2 separate regions of the Mus musculus genome follow, and region 2 is linked to region 1. A link is a loop called in an ENCODE intact Hi-C map of the cell type or tissue named here. Cell type or tissue: heart. All regions are shown on one strand.

Region 1 (2,500 bases):
TGGGCTGGACAACTCAGCAGTTAGGTGCTAAGTGCAGTTGCAGAAGACTGAGGTTCCATTCCCACAACCATGACTGCAGTTTCAGGGGATCCAATGACTTCTTGTGACCTTGGAGGACAACAGGCACACATGCCGTACATGGGCACACACATAAAACATTTTTTTTTAGTCTAAGAAACGACTGCTACAGCTTTCTGTTTGCTTTTCCCTTCCAGGGCAACTCTACCCTCAGGTAGCAGTGGCCCCCAGAGCCATCTGCCTGCCATGTTGGTAGTAAGAAACAGAGACTTGGCCTCCTCATTTGTCTGACAACATCTGTACAAAAAGTAGACACATATTTCCTGTCCCAAGTGGAAAGATCTGCTACTCATAATGGCAGAGACTTTTCCAATCGCCAGTCTAGCTCTGCCAGTTTTAAACCCCAGGTTCTTAAATTTAGCAGCAGCCCACCGGTGTGTTCTGATCCCGAGTCGGCCCCAAGCCGCAGCAGCAGCTGGTAAAACGGAATGCTAATTCATTACAGATGGTAGAACACAGCCTACATTTAATTTATTTACATTTTCAGAAATTTTGGATCTGCAGTGAAGATGTCAGATTATTTTAACAAGTAAGTTTAGCCTTTTTTCAATTTGGTCAATGCTCAATAAAAAAATTAATGTTTATATGTTAAAAATTCTTTCAACAAGCCCAATTAGGCCTCTATTCCCACAGTTTGTATTTTATAAGCTATTTAGCTGGTGAGCCTTTTCTGAATGTCTTATTACAAGCAAAGTTGGAACAAAATTAGGCCTAAACGTTTGCAACAGAACCCTTTCTCACAAGGCATGTTGCTGCCTTTGTGTTCTCTAGCCCTGCCATTCCGGGGAGACTAAGAGTTTAATAAATTGTAAGATTATTAAATATCTCTAGAGACCCCTCCCCTTTTTCATCACTTAAGGCAATGGCGACCAAAATACCAAATCACTTGCTTAATTTTGAATAGCCAAGTACACAGAGAAAGAGTGGCCAACACTCAAAGGCTGATGCGGCGCTGCTGCCCTCTCCTGGACTCGGTGATCCTAACCCCTCCCCACTGCCTAGGAACAGTGAAACTGAGATGTGGAAGTCAAACACTAGGTCAGGTTCAAAGTTTTCCTGAAATTTTTGAACTTAATTTTATTAAATCAAATGTGTGTGTCGCTCTCTCTCTCTCTCTCTCACACACACACACGAGAGAGAGAGAGAGAGAGAGAGAGAGAGAGAGAGAGAGAGAGAGAGAGAGAGAGTATTAAGAGGTCAGAAAGGTTCTCCATGAATCTCCCACTTACTGAGAGAGCTAGGGAGCATTGATTTTCAAAGTCTTAGACTGTCATCCCAATTTCTCAGGGTATATTTTACACGAACCACCACCCACCCCACCCCCATCTCTGCCGCCACTTCAGCTCTTTTCCCTGTCATACCAAGATAGGTCATGTTCCTGGACCCTAGCTTGGCTAAGCTTATCAGAGTGTTCCATCACCTCTGAAATCATTCTCCCATCAACTAAGAGGTTGCTCTCCAATAATTCAAATCTTGCTTTCTACTTCCTTGTTCTGTTTCATCAAGAAACAAAGCAGCTCACTCTAGAACAAAATTAAAATGAAAATACCTTTCCTCTATATAATTTTGTTTCCTAGTATGTCATTCCAAATCTTTAACTACTTGGGGACACCCAAAGCTAGTTTATAGGGGCTTTAGTTATGTACCTGGAAACTCCCTCTAGCCTCAGTAATTAACCTCTACTCCAAGCCCAGCACCCTTCAATCCAGTCTAGATACAATTATACATAACACTAAAGCATGACCTTTCATCCAAGTCCGCCAACCCCAGACCCCTTCAACACAGAATCTGGACCTGCCAATACTATTCCTCATCACTTACAGAAACTGGGCTTCTTTGCTTTCCCTGCCTCCCTTTAGCAACCTCCACCCCTACAATCCTCCTACCACATGGATTCCTCACCATGGCCTCCCAGACACCAACAAAGGCCTGGCCATGAACATAGCTTCAGATTCAAAGAATATAGAAAAATAAATGAAGTGAAGACAGTGTTGAAAAATCACAACACTATACAAAGGAATGCCTTAAAGACATCCACAGAAGCAACTAGGATGCTGGCCCTGGTGGATGTCGGGGGTCAAAAGAACCCTTGTGCCATGATCTACTAACTCTGCAGTCACTGGGAGAAAGGATAATTAAGATCCTGGGCTCTGGTCTACCACTGCTTGGCTGTGTGTATTTGAGGTTATTGAACCTGTTTTTGATTCAGCTTCTCATTTGCAAAGCATGTAAATTACAGTACATATCTGATAGGGTGCCTATGAGATGGCCATTATGAATGTTACCAAACAGAACAGTGCTTGGCGTTATAATAGAGTAACTCTCAGATAGACAGACAGAAAGACAGACAGATTACTTAGTTTTCTTATTTTTCTTTAAAGCTAGGGACCTGTGATTTAAAGAACAAACAAAAAATCAATTT
Region 2 (2,500 bases), 230 kb after region 1:
TCGCTGCAGAGGCGTTGTCACTCCTGAAACTACACACAGGTGGTGAGTGAGACTGTCCTGTCAGGGAGGTAAGAATGGGGTCTAATGGAATAAGGTGCAAAAATCTTCATTTTTAAGGCATACTAACCTTTTTGTAAAAAAGTAATTTGGGGAGAAATACATAAAAGCTGAAACATAAAATTGATGCAGATTCAAAACAATTTCCCCACTCCAATAAAGGGCAGTAAAGGACAACCCGAAAGGTCCTGTACTTCTGACCTTGGTCCCAAAACAAGGGCCACTCATCTCACAAAAAAGCTGGATAAGTAGTCTGTGCTTTCTTACTTCCAGTAAAAATCCCTGGCAAGTGTACAAGCGGGAAACAGCCACAGATACCTTTGACTGGACATAAGACCGTCCTACTTGTACCATCACACTTGGGTCACCTTTGAGTATCTGCGGCTGGCGAAACGGCTCAGCATTTAAAAGCATACACTGCTCTTGCAGGGAACCTGGGCTGGGGTCCCAGCATTCACATCAGGCAGGTTCATAACTCCAGCTCCAGGGTATCTGATGCCTTTGACATCTGCAGTCACCAGCACACATGTTGTGCACAGACTGACACGATACACACACTCACATGTGCATACACCTACACACAATTAAATATAAAATAAATCTTTTTTCAAGATGACTTCGGAAGGGGTTCAACTGCATGATGATGGATACAAACACATGCTGCTGTTGAAAGCAGCCTGCCATCAAGCCAGAGGCACATTATCTAATTTTGTATTTCTCACCTAGAAAAGCTATTCATAGACCCTAGATTCTCCTTCTATCACATTACAGCCAGAGGACACAGAAACAGTGAAAGGTTTTACTAAATTTTCAAAAGTCCTGTTAATATAAAATGACTTTCCAAAATGGATAAGCCAGAGTGGTGTGACCTGAAAGCCACACAAATTGTTTATTTATGCCTGCTATGTTTTAATCACTGGACTGGTTTAGAGACTTCAAAAAATTAATGGTTTTGGCTATACAACAGCAACTATGTCTCCTATGAAACATTAGCTGTCACATTAAGACAAGGTTTTATCATTAATTATATTGGATTATATAGTTTATATCTACAACATGATTGTTAAATAACCAAATTTCCAAACCATTTCAAAATAAAAATGAAATCAGGTCCCAGCAAGCCTTACATGAATTAAGGATCCATTTACAAAACAGAAAATTAAATGTAAAAAATATAACCTCAATTTAAGACATTTGCAGATAAGACATCCAACACTTTTTTTTCCCATCCAAAAAAAAAAAAAAAAAAAAAAGCAAATGAAAATGCTAACGCAGGTCAATAGTGCCATCTTTTGGGTTGCTCTGTAATTGCACGAAGGCGTCCAGAAACACCTTGAATGCATACGAGGAAGGCACAGCAGATGAGGCAAGTCAAGCTATCAGTCTTTAACTTACATAACTTACATTCAATCAATGTATTAACTACACACTCTTTTTTTTTTTTTTTAGATTTATTTATTGGTTATATGTAAGTACACTGTAGCTGACTTCAGACACTCCAGAAGAGGGAGTCAGATCTCGTTACGGATAGTTGTGAGCCACCATGTGGTTGCTGGGATTTGAACTTTGGACCTTCGGAAGAGCAGTCGGGTGCTCTTACCCACTGAGCCATCTCACCAGCCCCTTAACTACACACTCTTACATGTATTGTCGAACCTCATGTTTGTGTTTACTGAAGTTCCACTGGGTTGAACCCCTCTCTTCAAAGAGCTGAGAAAGCTTTATTGACTGAGTTCTAAAACACCTCTGAGCCAGTCACTGCTGGGTCACAATACTAGTTTTCAAATTCCAACACTAATTCATTACAATTATATAACCATATAGTCATAATTGTTATAAGTAATGCACACATTTCTATACACAATTTTGAAAAAATAATTTTATTCCTTTTACAATGTTTTTATCATACATGTGCCAAAAAAATGTTTTTATTATTAATTAAATTATTACATGACTATATAAACATTAACTGCATTCATAAAGGTATTTACATTTCAAAAATATTAAAGCATGTATTCAAAACAATATTTATGTATGTGACAATGGGGGGGTTCATCACTGAAAACTGCAAAAAGCTTTTTCCTTATTGCGGAGGGGATCTCAGCCTTCATCACTGCAGCCTGCACCTGCCTCACACCTGGCCTAAGTCACAAGAGGCTACAGTGAGCTGTGACGGGTAAGCTTCAAGCTCACCCACTCGAGGATCTGTGCCTTAAACTGATGAGGTCTGTACACCACCTTCACTCTTTTTCAATAATTTCACAAAGTTTTATGAAATCACAACATATTTCTCTAGGACACCCTCAGAGTTCAGGCCTTCATTTCTGTCTGCTAACAATTCAGCTCTCACGTGGAAAGCAGAAGATATGACAGTGGTCTGCCCGTGCCCTTGAATTACTCATTGTCAATTTTACTCAAATTACCATCAGCCAATAGTTCTTCA

What was found. Peaks named below come from ENCODE experiments on the same cell type or tissue, not always from the same donor. Only the 100,000 strongest peaks of a DNase experiment are listed, where the experiment ranks them.
Region 2: a loop joins it to region 1, with 3.0 times the contacts of the local background. A loop is called at or near these places in 15 of 42 quality-filtered maps.

What each region holds. Positions count from the first base shown.
Region 1 is chr13:29,603,409-29,605,908 of GRCm38, forward strand. All of the region lies in intron 9 of Cdkal1 (CDK5 regulatory subunit associated protein 1-like 1), which reads right to left. Among named protein-coding and RNA genes, the nearest start is that of Cdkal1, 250 kb to the right of the region's middle. In heart, a CTCF peak has its summit at 1,042 (motif pointing left); no DNase peak of the experiment used is centred here; H3K27ac peaks cover 1,151 bases.
Region 2 is chr13:29,834,035-29,836,534 of GRCm38, forward strand. The region is part of intron 4 of Cdkal1 (CDK5 regulatory subunit associated protein 1-like 1); the gene reads right to left. Among named protein-coding and RNA genes, the nearest start is that of Cdkal1, 20 kb to the right of the region's middle. In heart, a CTCF peak has its summit at 1,362 (motif pointing left); no DNase peak of the experiment used is centred here; H3K27ac peaks cover 717 bases.